Linked DNA regions of Mus musculus: region 2 is linked to region 1. A link is a loop called in an ENCODE intact Hi-C map of the cell type or tissue named here. Cell type or tissue: left cerebral cortex. All regions are shown on one strand.

Region 1 (8,000 bases):
GACCCCTTCAGTCACGGGCCATCAACTGTAACAGGCTGCACCTTCACCCATGGCCTTCCATGGCCTCTCACAGTGCCAGGCCTCAGTTGTTCTTCATGACCTTCAAAACCAGTACCACCTGGGTGACTCTTACCCATTACCAAGTACAGCTGCAGCATGAGGTACAACCTTGACTATGTCTCTGGAACACAGTTTTTTTGTGCTCTCAGAAAACACATCCCAGATTTCACCTCAATGATGCTGGTCTCTTCTTAATCACCACTGATTTCATAGCTCCAGCTAACCAGCATCAACTGTCTTAGTAATCCCTTCTATTCTGGACTCTAAAGCCAGAGCCACATGGCCAAAGCTGCTGAGTTCTGCTGCTTGCTGGGGCTGGAACATGGCTCCCTTGTTCTATTACATTATCACCAGCTTTCTGTTTTCCAACTCCTTCACTGCCTAAGCTTGGCTGTTCTGGAACTTGTTCTGCAGACTGACTTTCAACTCAGATCTGCATGCCTGTCTCCTAAATACTGGGATTAAAGGTGTGGTCCACCAAGCCTAGATTTAAATTTTTCTTGCTCTGTTCTAGGCTGGCCTTGAACTCAGAGATCTGTTTGTCTTTGTCTCCAGGGAATAAAGGTGTGTACCACCATGCCTGGATCTAAATTTATTTGGGTAGGATCTTGCCCCAAAGCCCTACTCCCTTAATCTGCTATCTCCTAGAACATAGATTTCAGCTCTATTCTATTCTCTGGTTTCCCTTTAATATTTAAACCATATATTTTATACTTTCCCTTTCTCAGCTTGCTATGCTTGTTCACAACTCTCTCCATGAGACTTAACCAGAGAACAAGTCTCTGCTGGGCTTTTTTGAGACTTCCTTTGTCAGCGCAATTAATTGGCGTCTCTTCACCTTAGCCTCAGGTAGACTTACAGACAAGGGCAAAAAGCAGCCATGTTCTTCACCAAAATACTACAAAAACAGTCTCTAGGCCACATACTGACATCCTTCTCCACTGAACCCTCTTGGGCCAGGTCTGCACAGCTGAAATCACTCACAGCAACAAAGTCTTCCATATTCCTACTGGGATAGCCCATTAAGCCCCACTTAAAACATTTCATGGCTTTCCAAATCCAAAATCCCCAAATCCACATTCTTCCAAACAAAATCATGGTCAGGCCTGTCACAGCAATACCCTGGGCCCGGTACCAACTTCTTTCTTAGTTAGGGTTTTACTACTGAGCACAGACCACCATGCTAGCAGAATATTGACCTCCAGGCAGCTAGGATGAGGATCTTAGCGCCCACATCCATAGTGCCACGCCTACTTCAAAAAGGCAACACCTTCTAATAGCGCCACTCCCTGGGCTGAGCATATACAAACCATCACAGAAGGAGAGTGAATGGAACATTCTTTTTGGAGCTAAACCTGGCAGGCATCCGCTAAAATTAAAATTCGACTCACCCTTGCCCTAGCTAGCCAGTAAGGCTTGAAATATGGACATTTGTTACTGTGTGTCGTGAAGTGACAAGACACTGAGCAGAGTCTTAAGGGCCGTTGGTAGGTGAAAGGTGAGATAAAGCAGGGGGTGGAAGGCACTGTTCCTACCTGGACCAACACCACACTGGCCCAGCCTGGATACAACAAGGCTGCTAGGAGACGAGGAGTGAGGGCCTGTGCACACACAGCTGACACGGTAAATGCTGGGCCCCCTAACCCCCCTACCCTGTCACCTGCAGCACCTACCTGCCACGCCTCGTGGGCTGGATCAACCGCTTCTTCTTCTGGCTGCTGTTCAACTGCAAGAAGGAGAGCAGCAACCTCAGCCACAAGATCTTCTCCTACGAGTGTCGCTTCAAGCAGCATGTCCAAGACTGGGCCATCCCCAGGTAGGGGTACCCCCAGGTAGGAGCACCCCCAGATAGGACTATCCCCAGGTAAGACCTACCCTTGCCGGGCGTGGTGGCGCACGCCTTTAATCCCAGCACTCAGGAGGCAGAGGCAGGCGGATTTCTGAGTTTGAGTCCAGCCTGGTCTACAAAGTGAGTTCCAGGACAGCCAGGGCTATACAGAGAAACCCTGTCTCAAAAAAAAAAAAAAAAAAAAAAAAAAAAAAAAAAAAAAGACCTACCCTAGATAGGGCCATGCCCAGGTAAGACCTTCCCAAGATAGGCCTATCCCCAGATAGGGGCCATCCCCATGTAAGACCTTCCCCAGATAGTGCGCTCCCCCAGACATACCATGAAAAAACGGTTTCCTCTAGAGCTGGGCCATGAGCATCCCAGCTCAGGCCCAGGTCCCCTATATAAAGCCATGGAGGAGGAGGATTGCGGTAGTCCCTTCTTACTCTGAAGTCTCTCCTGGGCGGAGGGCAGGGAGAAGACCAAGGAGGCCCTGCTGGAGCTAAAGGCCATGCTGGAGGCCCACCCCAAGGTGGTAGCCCACTACCCCGTGGAGGTGCGCTTCACCCGAGGTGATGACATCCTGCTGAGCCCGTGCTTCCAGAGGGACAGCTGCTACATGAACATCATTATGTACAGGTGAAAGCTCTCTGCAGGGTGTGGGGTGTAAGGAGCCCTCGAGTGCAAAGGGATTCCTCTACTTCTCTAACCTTCCAGTGCCATCTTCTGAGGCCACCTTCTCTTTCTCTCTCTCTCTCTCTCTCTCTCTCTCTCTCTCTCTCTCTCTCTCTGTCTTGGTTTTTCGAGACAGGGTTTCTCTGTGTAGCTCTGGCTGTCCTGGAACTCACTTTGTAGACCAGGCTAGCCTCGGACTCAGAAATCCACCTGCCTCTGCCTCCCAAGTGCTGGGATTAAAGGCGTGTGCCACCACGCCTGGCGAGGCCACTTTCTCTATTGGCAGATTACACTGACATCTCACTCCTTTGAGTTCTTAGAATGCTCCCTCCTATAGAGTCTTGTGACGTATACCACTTATAGGCTAGGCTATATCGCTATATTCTAGCATCAAGAGTGAATTAATACCAGTGAGGAATATTTATTATTTATGAGGATTATATAACAAAATGAGCAATATATTCTCACTCAGGTGCCCACCCCAGTAAGATCTCTGCTGGCCTGGAAGCCAGGCTATGTTGGGATGGATTCCGAGGCTAGTTTAAGTTCAACAGAAGAGAGGCGGGTACCTGATGTTGGGTTCCTGCCTGCATAGGGGTACTTGTCAGTTCCAGGGACTGAACCCAAGCTTGTGGCTGGCCTTCTTTTCTCTCTTTTTAGCCTGCAGGAGGTGCCTGAGGGAATTAGTCTTTTCTGGTTTCTTGCTAAGATGTATCCCTCATCTACCACCCACACCACCTCCAGTCTTGCTTCACACCGCCACGAGACTCAGGCCTTCTCTGGCTTTGAAAAAAAAATAGTGGCCACCTTGATCTTTCTAGGGTGTTCTTCCCCCATGTGTAAGGCCTCAAATCCTTGCAAAGCCAGGGACAGCTGAATTCAGTTTTTAGGGGGCCTCAAAGAGTCACAAACACTTTTCTGAAAGACTCACTGAAGGAACTGTCGTCTCGTTCATGGAGGATGTAGCTATGGTAAAGCTTGTGTGTCAGCTGTCTGTGTGTCTCAGCTTCTCAATCCTCAAACGCAAATGCAGAAGTGAGGGATGCCACGGGATGCATCTGAATGCGTTTGAAGTGTTAGCGCTGACGTCAGCTTTGGAGATCAGTCACCATGGGGCTGAGTAGCCGGGCAAGAGACCAACTGGAGAGCTTCATTAGGTTACACAGCCTTGCTTTCTAGACATGGATAAAGTCATCTGGGGATTCCACAGCACTGGCCAAAGTACCATATGTGTGTGATATGTGTGAGCATGGTATGTGACTAGTATGGGGGGGTGCTGTGCATATTTCATGCACATTATGTATGTGTGTATTGTGTGTGAATACTAGATGTGTAACTATTGTGTGTGTTGCATTTAAGTATTAAGTATTGTGTAAAAGTATGATATTTCAAATTTGTGCATTGTGTGTCTATTATATGAATACTGTATGTATGAACAGTGTGTGGGTATTGTGTGACAGTCGAGAGTTGCTTGCAATGAGGAAATATTCTGGCAAACACACCATTAACAATTTTATAACAATAAACATCACCCTGCACAGCACCCCCCTGCTTGTCCTAGGCTGCATGCCTGTACAATACATTGTATCTATTGTATATATGATGGTGGCATGTGATACATTGTATCTATTGTATATGATGGTGGGATGCAATACATTGTATCTATTGTATATGATGGTGGGATGCGATACATTGTATCTATTGTATATGATTGTGGTGTGCGATACATTATATCTATTGTATATGATGGTGGCTAACCTGTGTAAAGCGATAACCTGGACAAGAGGAATTTTTCAGCTCCATTACCCTTGGTCAGTCTTTGGCCAAGATTAAACTCACAGTAATGTCCAGATACCAACTGATGAATACAAGAGGGGACAACGTCTCGGGGAACCCTTAGGGATGTGCAGTGAGCAGGCATCTGTCCTGGCTGGGCTGATCTGCAGGGAGAGCCAGCTTAATCTCCAGTCACCTGCCAGATTAGGGGCAGGTCAAAGAGAAGGCACCTGAGACAGTGGAGGCACATCATGGGACAGAGCCGGATAGCCACCTTCTTCCTCTCTACTTTAGGCCCTATGGGAAGGATGTGCCTCGGTTGGATTACTGGCTGGCCTATGAGACCATCATGAAGAAGTTTGGAGGCAGGCCCCACTGGGCAAAGGTAAAAACATTCAGACATTTCCCCATAGCCACGGGGCAACTGCTGTGCACCTTATGTCCACAAGAGGGCGCTCCTCCCTATTAACTCTGAGGAATCCTCCCAGCTTCTTAGTGAAAGGGCACCAGAATATGCCTTTCCTGCACTCTGGCCCCTGAAGCCCAGATCCCTTGGGAATCATCCTAGAGATTTCTTTCACTTTATTAGATTTTCCCATGGAGCTAGCGAGCAGGGTAAGGTAAACATCAGTGTGCCCACTTAACAAATAAAACAGTTAAGGAAGGCCTGTGTAGTGGTGGGACCGAAGCTGGGGCCTCCATGCTATCATGGGGTGCATTTTAAGGCCTTTTAGCGTTATCTTCAAGACCCCCTTCTTTTTGTCGGGGGAGGGGGAGGGCGGGGCAGTGTCAGTGCAGGCTCAGGATCAGTGCAGCCTTGCTTGACATAGTTCTGTGAGGACAAAGCCCGATGCTGCTGATTGTGTCCACAGGCCCACAATTGCACCAGGAAGGACTTTGAGAAAATGTACCCCGCCTTTCACAAGTTCTGTGACATCCGCGAGAAGCTGGACCCCACTGGAATGTTCTTGAATTCGTACCTGGAAAAGGTTTTCTACTAAAGTAGAAGCAGAAGCAAGCTGCCCTGACCCCTCACTTCTGCTGCCTTGGGGGGGGGGGGGCAGGGCAGTGTCTCACAGGCACAGTGGGAGACGACCTCTCCTGAACACAAGGAGGGGCTGGGCTCTGGCCGAGGCCTCTGCCTTCTTTATCATCTTCATAACACCCCAGGCAAGAAGTGGCCTCTCACTCAAATTCCTGTTTGCATCTCCACGAGCCATACATAAACTACAATCATCTCAGGAAAAGGGGTTCCCCTTGCATCATATCTGTCCAGGCTAAGGATTTGGTCCTTCTAGGTTCTACTGGTCCACCAAGTATAGAGAGATCCCTGGGGCCTGCAGTTTTCCCTCCCTCTTCAGAAGGGATCTCTTGGCAACAGAGGTAGCATGAGGCATGCTCTGCTTACTTTTATCCTTAAAGGCCTTTCAGATGCCCAGAGTCTGTCTGTTGGTCCTGAGCAAGCCATCTTCCAGATGGGTCCACGTGGCCTTCTGACTGCCATGGCCTGGCCCTCACAGTGTCTCTTTCGGGTGGTGTTTAGAGTGGAATTTGCCTCGTCTTCTTAACCAGTTCCTGTTAGATCCCTGTGTTTTCTCCCTTCACCTCAGAGACAATTCTTTGGGCTGGGATCTCGCCGTGTCCCTGGGTTTCCCTGGGTCTTGGTTTCATCTTTCTCTTCACAGAGATGATTTCAGTTTATTTGTGGCCTTTCTGGAATGTTCCTTGGAGAGCCAATATGTTCCAGGTACTTTGTCAGAATTAAAAGACTCTGAAAGATATCTTTTTGCCCTTGAGGAATTCATATTTTAATTCTTTATCTCGTAGAGAGTTAAAATGCAAAATGTTCTTACCAACAGAATTGCCAGATCAGCAAAGGGGCAAAGGACTTGGATAGATATTTCTCTACAGCAGGTACACAAGGCCCACGGACACAGAAAAACATGTTCAATATCATTATACCCTAGGGAATGATCAGTGCATCCGTGATCAGTATCATTGCACTGATCATTAGAAAAGTGCAAATGAAGCCACAATGACACATTAGTATCAACAATAACAAATATTTAAGGGCAGAAGCTTACTTAAAATATGATGAGTTTTGAAATTAGTCTTATAACTTGATTGCCTATTTCTCATGTGTGTGAATGCCACGTTGACAAGCCAAAAGTTTGAACATGCCCACTGGGAGAAGCTTTGGGGCCGCAAGAGTCCACACTAACTCCAGCCAGAGTCTGCAGCCTTTGGGCTGCCTGGCAGACTGGGGCCTATGAAATCATAGGTACCTGAGCCCAACATGAATCTCTCGTTATAGATGTATTCATTGGTTGCTTTTCTTTGGGCCACTCTGAAATGGATTGGTGCTGCTAACAAGAGTAAATGTGGGCCTGGAGAGGGCTCAGAGCGTAAGACCATGCCTGGCTCTTGTAGAGGACCCGTGTTTGATTCCCAGCACAGGATCAGAAGAAGGCTTACAGCTACTGAAGCTCCTAGCTCTCTCTTCTAGGCTCTGAGTGTCTTGGGTGGAGGAAAATAATAGCAAACTAAACCCCAAGGTATTGGAAATCTCCAGTTTCCAAATCAACCCACCCCTGCCCTTCCACAAAAGAAGAAACCGAAGCTCAGAGAAGTAAAGAGACTTATCAATATCTCAAAGCAAGCTACAAAAGGCGATGTCTTTAAGCTCTTCAACCAAAGGTAGGGGAGTTTGAGACAGGCTGCATAGGCATGTGGAGAAAGGCCGACTACTTGTTGCTTAAAGAGAAGGTAAAGCCCAGAGCTGTCTGCTATCAGGATGCTGTGAAGAACACGGCCACCCAAGCCCCGCTGGGACCAACATGGCTGACTACATATGCCTACTGACATCCTTGGCTTCTCTGTAATGGCCCCATCCACCACTGGGCTTGTAAGACTGCTTTTCCCATTATTCCTCTGATGCCACGACACATCTGGAAAGCCCCGTAGAAGGACAACAAGAGGTGAACCCTGTTCTGGGGAAATCCACACTTGTTACCTCCCACCCGGTTTTAACTCACAAATAACCCCCATCCCATTAAGTTTGCTCATTAAGGGGACTATCCAGAATCCCCATGACTCCACTCTTGAAAAGCCCTCATTTCCTCAAATGTCCTTCTGTCCTTTCCTTGGCTGTGTGTCTCTCCATGCCCATGCTTAAACAAGCATGGATTGTCTTCTTTTTAATGGATTTTTATTTATTTACATCCCAAGTGTTGCAATCCCCTTCCTGCCCGCCCTGCTCCCCTTAACAAGTCCCAGACTTCCCTTCTGTATTTACTGAACTCCAACTTTACTCGTACCGGCTCATCCTAAAGATGGTATTTTTACCCCAGCAGTAGGCCAGGAAGAGCATCTGCTACTGCTGGAGACAGGGGCTCCTTCCACAGTGTATACTTTAGATAGTTTACATCTCCATGCTTAAAGTCCATGAACTGAGCATTCTATTGCAGACAGACAGGCAGGCAGGCAGGGACTTGGTCCAATGACAGATCTGAAACCCCCGTGTGCCTTCATTCTTCAATTCCTAGATTGCTTGGCTAGCCCAGTGTTGTGGAAACACACATTCTAATGGCTAGGGCACCTGTGCATCCTTAGGAGTTCCAATGGGTGTGATTCATTCTCTCTCTGAGCTGGTGTCTTGACA
Region 2 (8,000 bases), 54 kb before region 1:
AAAAAAAAAAAAAAAGATATTCCTCTACGTCATGCCCACCTGACCTAGACAATCCTTCACTGAGACTTCCTTCCTCTGATGTTTCTAGATTGTGTCAAGTTGAACTAAAACTATCCAAAATGAATAGTGTGCTTTTAAGGAAATACTGCCCATCACCCAAAAGTTTTCACTTGATTTGGCTTGAATGGAAACACATTGAAAGTTCCCACTCTCAGGTCTGACAATAGTGTCGTAGCTTCATCACATTCTAACCACTAACTGAGTTCTCACCACTGTGCTGCCCCTTCCCTGTAGATGTCCATGTCATGAGCAAGAGCAATGACATTCACTTGACAGAACAGCTGTGCAGAACACAGAAACCTTCCTGTGCCTTAATGTGTACGGTGCAGAAGTCATACTATGACAGCTGACCTCCACTGCTGACTCCTATCTGCTTACAACTTTTCCCAACCTACCTACCATTTCAAATCCCTGAGGATTAAAAGTGTGTGTGTGTGTATGTATGTATGTGTGCGCACGCATGTGTGTGTGTGAATATGTCCTCTAAAAAGACCTTTCCTTTCTTATTTTATTAGCCCTAACAGTCAAAGCTATTAAGGCAGACTCAAAGCATAACACAGAAGCCATGTAACCATTTACTAATGATACAAAAGCAAGAGATTCAGTCACACACACACACCTTTAAAAAGCATTTATTATTGAGCCTTATATTATTTAGGCTCAAACGTGGCACATTAGAAGTAACTGTAGCTCCTCTTTATCCCATATATTATATTTATTTGGCCTTCATCTACAAGAGCCAGGGGCCACCTCACCATCTCCACTGTGAAAGATCCCGTGGTATCAGAGAATTCTGTTTCCAACACAGCAAGCTCCATCCTAGAAGAAATGACTAGGATGTAACACTTAGTAGGGGGTCAAAAATCAATGTCTGCAGGGCAAGAAAGAAGAGACTCTGTTTCTTTTCCTGTTTGCCAACATGAAAGGCGAGCATCTGTCTGTAAGCTATGAAGCATGTAGCCATTACGATTTCCATTCAGCGGGGATGGATTCAGATAGGCATATCAGGCTTGTGGTTTGCCTTCCAGGGCTGTGCAGAAATGCCCCCGCCATGCTGTAACCCCGACACCTGTAAGCTGTCAGATGGCTCCGAGTGCTCCAGCGGAATATGCTGCAACTCGTGCAAGGCAAGAAAGAGCCTCCTCCTCTCTTTCCTTTTCACTTTTTTTTTTTTTTTTTCTGTTTTCACCCTTTATTTGGAAAACAGGGCAACATTTAAGTTTTAGATTTTTTAAATGAATTAACATGGTAATAAAAAGTATGGCCTGAATTTGGAGAGTAAGTGGTTTTCCAGTTTGGGGTGCAAGATCATCTCACAAAGGAGAAGAGAACACATACTCAGTGAGCCACCAAGGGGTTGGCTTCCACTCACTGAGGGCAAGCAGTGCAGTCCAGGCTAACCATCCATGATCTTTGTCACAGCAAATCAGAGTCTCCAATTGTTCAAAGTAACTGTAGGTACAAGACAGAAAGCAACTCCAGACTGGCTTATTAATTGATCTGGATGACTATGAAGTGTCCCCCATTCCTGAGGTGCCAAAAATCTTCAGAGTGACTGTTGGAGCAGGGAACCTTTCATGTGCTCCCAGTTGTTATACAGTGCATAGAGACTGGTGAGTGTCAGTCCTGCCAGGCCACCGCGTGCTATTCCTCGAAGACCACCTGTACATTTATACAACATCCCGGTCATGGTTCCAGCTGCTACTGTGTTGAGGTCATCTTCTGCACCCCGTGTTTTCTCAATGATAACACCAAAAGCACTATAGAGCAAAGCCAGGGAGCCTAGAGTATTAGCCCAAAGTGCTCCTTGCCTAGTCACCATATTCAAAATCTGTACATTTCTTGGTTTGGACCAGGCCATGCTCTGGGTTTCCTTCAATCCTAAACGAAGACCGTTCATTGCCCCGAATGCGGCCCCTGTCATGCAACATCCTCCAATGGTAAAGAAAGCTAGTTCAAATCTGCCTCGGGTTTTATTAGCTCCAGTTGGCAAAATAAATTCATCAGTATCCTGAACGAGATAGCGTGGATCCACATTTAAATAAGGAGACAGGGGGTTCATACCAGTCAGCGGGACGCCGGCCAAATCAGCGTTCGAGTAACCCGCTCCTCCGGCTCCGAAGAAGCCAGCTAACCCGCTGGTGGATTTGTTGCTACTTCCTCCGCCACCTTCCATGAGGTTGCAGCAAACGGCGGTGGGCTCGCCACCACCACCTCAGGCCGGGGACGTATGCTCGGCCGTGGCCGCGACAAGCAACAGCGGGAAGACCCGCGTTGCTCCTGCCACCTTCACCACGCTGACCTTCCGGGCGCCGTCCTTTTCACTTTTTAAAGAAAATACTTTTCCTTAATTTGTATAGGTATGGGTGATTTGTCAGAGGCCAGAAGGGAGTGCCAGATCCCTTAAGACTGGAGTTCTGGGTGGCTATACGGTGCCGCATGAGTGCCAAACAATGAGCTTAGGTTCTCTAGACAAACAGCCAGTGCTCTTAACTACAACCACTGAGCCATCTCCTCAGACCCAAGCTTTTCCTTTTAAAGAGAATTGACGTGTCTAATCTTTGTTTTCTAACATTTGTCAGTGGTTTATTTTGATATCACAAGTATTACTACACTGCCCTTTTCAAAATCAGCGTATAATTCCTTTTTCCAAATTTATGATATTTCGTCCCTTTAAATTCTTCTCTATACAATACATCTTAACCATAGCTTCCCCCCTCCACTCCTCCCAGTGTGTTAACACTCTCTACACACACACACACACACACACACACACACACACACGCACGCAGGCAAGTCCCCTCTCCTCCATCTCCCTTCATAAGAGGAGCGTAACAAGAAACAAGTCCAAGGACAGACCTCTGGTCAGGGTGAGGCAAGGCAACCCTGCTGGAAGGAAAAATGGTCCCAAGAGCAGACAAGAGAGTCAGAGACACTCCCCAGCATTAGAAGTCCCACAGAAGCCCTGTGCTACTCAACCATAACACATACACAGAGGACCTGGTGCAGACCCATGCAGACTCTGTGGTTGCTGCTTCAGTCTCTGTGAGCCTTGCTTAGTTTCTTCTGTGGGCCATCCTTCCCTGGTGTCCTCCCCGCCTCTGGCTCCTACAGACCCCCACCCCTCCCTGCCTCCCCATCTCTTCCCAGGACTCCGTGAGCTCCAAGGGGAGGGACCCAAGGACTTCAGACATTTCTACTCTTAAGAAAATAATTTAAAAGTCTTTCATTCTATGCGTATACCTCTTCCACCTTATTATTGACAAGTCTTTCAGCCTTGAAAATTTAATTTTCTTCAGCATTTCTATAATATTTCAAAAATCCTTTCCTTAAAAAATAAAACAAGATGCCGGGCGTGGTGGCGCACACCTTTAATCCCAGCACTCGGGCGGCAGAGGCAGGCAGATTTCTGAGTTCCAGGCCAGCCTGGTCTACAAAGTGAGTTTCCAGGACAGCCAGAGCTACACAGAGAAACCCTGTCTCGGAAAAAAAAAAAAAAAAAGCAAGAATGTATGTGTTGTATGAATGACTGAAATGGAAATATTGCTCCTATTGCATGCCATATAGTTAAAATGTGCTGCAAGCAACACATATTTTCATTTAATAGTGTATTTTTGTTCTGTTTAAATTTTATATATGTGCAAGATATGTTGATTATTTCACCTCCAACTCCTCCCACAACTCTTCCACTCTTTCTAATCCACGGCTTTTTATTTAATTATTACACACACACACACACACACACACACACACACACACACACACATATTAGGTTGGCCACTTGAGATGAGATTGCATAACCTATCAGGGTGCTCACTCATTGGGAGACACATTCTCCCTCTCTGAACAGTCATTACTTGCCTGTAGCTTTTCATTTGGGGTGAGGCCTTGTGAGAGTACCGGTCCATGCTGGCATCGGTCAGAGCATTTGTTTCTACATGACCTACACAATCCTCTCTAGGGACAAACATTCCTACTTCTCTGCTGTCGTATTCACTGTGATTCACTTTTACCCATCAGCTGAAGCGGAAAGGGGAGGTTTGCAGGCTTGCCCAAGATGAGTGTGATGTCACAGAGTACTGCAACGGCACATCCGAAGTGTGTGAAGACTTCTTTGTTCAAAACGGTCACCCATGTGACAATCGCAAGTGGATCTGTATTAACGGCACCTGTCAGAGTGGAGAACAGCAGTGCCAGGATCTATTTGGCATCGGTACTTTAATCATTTAGTTTTTCCATTTAAGCATTCTCTGGGAGCTGAAAAGAAATAGCTGGGGTTGGAGAGATGGCTCAGAGGTTAAGAGTACTGGCTGCTCTTCCAGAGGTCCTGAGTTCAATTCCCAGCAACCACATGGTGGCTCATTGCCATCTATAATGAGATCTGGGACCCTCTTCTGGTCTGCAGGATTATATACAGACAGAACACTGTATACATAGTAAATAAATCTTTAAAAAAATAGCTGATCTTTGAGAAGAATAACTAAACCTAAATCTTAATGGCATAAATTTAAGAGAAAGAAAGAAAGAGAGAGAGAGAGAGGAGAGAGAGAGAGAGGAGAGAGAAAGAAAGGAAGGAAGGAAGAAAGAAAGGAAAGGAGAAAGAAAGAGAGAAAAGAGCTAGTGAGAGAGAAATAGCTGGATCTGTTTGGTGTTGTCTGCAGTACTGAGAATCGTTCCAAGGCCACAGCTCCCCCACGTACTCTGCATCCTCTGCCAACCAACATCCTCCGGCCACCCCCACTCCACTCAGGCTCTGTCTCAGAGGTTCATTCCCTAGTCCCCTGGGCCTGCTACTTTCAGCACACCACGTATGGGTAAAATGACGTGTTGTCGTAAGGTCACATGGTGGAGGAATCTGCCCATACTTAATGTTAGCCAAAAAGCAGAGGAACATGTAGCTGCCAGGGGTCTGAGTGTCCCCTTAAAGAGCACCTCCCAGCTGGGCATGGTGGTGCATGCCTTTAATCCCAGCACTCGGGAGGCAGAGGCAGAGGCAGGTGGATTTCTGAGTTCGAGGCCAGCCTGGTCTACAAAGTGAGCTCCAGGACAGCCAGAGCTATACAGAGAAACCCTGTCTCAAAAAAACCAAAAAAAAAGAGAGAGAGAGAGGAAAAGAGCACCTCCCACCCCACACCCCACATCTGCTCACCATGGCTTCACTTCCACCAAACGTTCATTCCAGCACCAAACATTGTGTGGCTCTGTGTGCTTACTTTTTTTTTTTCTTTTTAAGTGTATTTATTATTGTTATTAGTGTGTGAGCCTGGGTGGGTGGGTGAATGTGTGTGTGTGTGTCTGTCTGTCTGTGTGTGTCTGTGTGATGCATCACAGAGGTGTGCACATATCATGACACATGTGTAGAGGTCAGAGGTCAGCTTTCAAGATGCAGTTCCCTCCTCCCACTGTGGGTTTCTAGGACTGAAAGTGAATGTGGTTTGTTTGCATGGCAATCATCTTTAACTGCTGAACCATCCTGCCGGCCCAACCATGAGCTTCTGCTTAGCATTCTTTGAGTTTCTTGCAACATGAACTAAGTGTTACATTATCACACAAACCTCAAAGATCAAATATAAATTTATACCTAATCATCTACTTCGATTTCTTTTATATATATATATATGATTGGGGATTTATTTTTATTTTGTGTCTGTGAGTGTTGGGGATCAAACTGGGATCCTCTGAAAGAGCAATCAAATTTCTTAACCATCTCTCCATTCCACATATTTCTGACACTTTTTATTTCTTGTAGATTGTGCCCTTTGGGATTTTTTTCCCATGTGTATGCATGTTAAAATACTTAGTCATTTTAACTCAGCTGACTAACTTTGTTCTGTTTATTCCCAAGTGAAACTGCAGATAGAGGCATCTCTTCCGTTAGAAGTGGTTGCCCGGTCTCTCCTGTTCCATGGTTGATGTTAAAGGGGCCTGTCTGTGGACAGACCCTGCCAGTCGTCTTTTAATTCTACTGAACCTAAACAGCAAGGCAGTTGTCTGGGTTCATTTAATATTTCTTGATAACTGATACTCATTGGGTGTCAGTTAGAATTTGAAGGCTGTTCCCATGTGACTCACCTGTGGGTCTCCAGGGCTTTCAGCTGCGTGCTTTGATGGATACTTAGGCAGATAGGAAACTATGACACAATCAAAGCCACTTCCCCAGACTCTCATCTTCTATCTTTTCCTTGTTTACCCTCAAGAGGAAGCTGGAAAAGAGCCAACAGGGTATGAGGGGTCAAATATTGTCCCTGTGGCTATGAAATATTCAGATTCTACCTATTTTTTTTTTCTGGTCCACAAAGAACAGTTGGATTCCCTAACCAAGCTCAAAAATCTTTATTTCTTACCCACAACAAATTTGGCAAATGGATTCTGAGACATAATGAATATAATGAACTTTGGGTTCACTGGCATCTCTAGGCAACCTAGTTGAGCCCCCAGGGATGCTGTTGTGACAGGTCACTTTCCTCCAGCCCAGCAACATAGTTGTCAAATGTCCCCATCAGAGGCTTCAACAAGAGTAGCATGGACAGAGGTTGAAAATAGAAACTGTTCTCAAAGTAGTTTGGGTCTTGGGAGAATTGAAACTAGGAAAACTCAGAGACAAAAAGCAATTGGTGAACAGTGTGATTGAAAAAACATGTATGAAAAAAGAAAGCCCACCTTATTCACCAGAATATCAATTGCATTAAAAAAACAAAAAACCAAAAACAAAAAACAAAAACCTAGCTTTTTGTTGCTGTGCCTGGGGTTATTGGCATTGCATATTAGGCACTGCCAGGTACATGAAGTTGGAAGTGTATCCCTGAGCCATCCATCTTCAATTCTATGTGATGCTTGCCTTTTGTGCAATACATTCCAAAACCATTTTCAAGCTGCGAAAGTCTTCATCCCTTGTTTTAATTCCAGGTATGAAAACGCTCGATGCCACTGACACTCTTTCATTTGCCTAACTTCCAGATGCAGGCTTTGGTTCAAGTGAATGTTTCTGGGAGCTGAATTCCAAGAGCGACATATCTGGGAGCTGTGGAATCTCTGCTGGGGGATACAAGGAATGCCCACCTAAGTATGCCTTAGGAAATGTGACCAGATTCTGTCACTTTACCCTTGAAAATGTCCCCAGTCACCTTCACACGGAAGCCAACTAGCACCTGACCACAAAGCCTGACATATCTAGCTAGTGACAGACGTCAGAGGTGCGGAAGGAGGCTCCGTGTTGTTTCCGACACACCTGGGCTGTTGCTGTCTAGGTTGAACTACTTTGGCCTGAATTTTTGGCCTGTCTTTTGCCACTCAGGGTTTTATTTCAACAAGGGGGCACTTGTCACCCATAAGTATTCAATTTTTAAAAATCTGTATGCTATCTCCTTAATTATATAAAGAATGAGCAGTCTTGGCTTGCGGAAATGGCTCAGTGGGTGAAGTACTTCCTGCTTAGACACAAGGATCTGAATTCAGATCTCTAGTACCCATATAAAAACCAGATGTGCTGGCATAGTTTGGTAACTTTGCTATGGAGAACAGTAGTAGGTGACCTCAGGGACACCTGATCAGCCAGTCTAGCTGAAATGGTGAACTCTGGGTTCACTGGGTGCCCCTGTCTTAAAAAAATAAGGTGGCAAGGGATAGAAAGACACCTGTCATTGACCTACAGTCTCGATACACATGCACACAAGCCAGTAGACCCTCATATGTACCATGCACAAAAGCTTATATAACACACACACACACAAGGAGTGGATAGTCTTTTTTTTTAATTTCTGTTTATTTGTTTTATATGTCTGGATTTTTGCCTGAAAACATGTCTGTGTGTCCCTTGCATGACCAATGAATGCCCAAGGAGGGGAGAAGAAGGTGTCACAGCCTCTATAGCAAGGGTTGTGAGTTACCCTCCTGGGTACTGGGAATCAAACTTGGGTTTTCTGGAAGAGCAGCCAGTGCTC

The links. A loop is a pair of places that touch in the nucleus more often than their neighbours do. Peaks named below come from ENCODE experiments on the same cell type or tissue, not always from the same donor. Only the 100,000 strongest peaks of a DNase experiment are listed, where the experiment ranks them.
Region 2: a loop joins it to region 1, with 2.3 times the contacts of the local background. A loop is called at or near these places in 2 of 42 quality-filtered maps.

The regions. Positions count from the first base shown.
Region 1 is chr14:65,984,906-65,992,905 of GRCm38, reverse strand. It overlaps Gulo (gulonolactone (L-) oxidase), which reads left to right. Exons shown (of 12, transcript NM_178747.3): 9 at 1,727-1,876; 10 at 2,363-2,527; 11 at 4,634-4,724; 12 at 5,212-6,119. The coding sequence ends at 5,340. Among named protein-coding and RNA genes, the nearest start is that of Gulo, 20 kb to the left of the region's middle. In left cerebral cortex, a CTCF peak has its summit at 4,770 (motif pointing right); DNase peaks (open chromatin) are centred at 3,278, 3,602 and 4,779.
Region 2 is chr14:66,039,316-66,047,315 of GRCm38, reverse strand. Adam2 (a disintegrin and metallopeptidase domain 2) reads left to right here. Exons shown (of 21, transcript NM_009618.3): 13 at 1,089-1,187; 14 at 4,081-4,273; 15 at 7,018-7,123. It also overlaps the pseudogene Gm10233. Among named protein-coding and RNA genes, the nearest start is that of Gulo, 34 kb to the right of the region's middle. In left cerebral cortex, no CTCF peak of the experiment used is centred here; no DNase peak of the experiment used is centred here.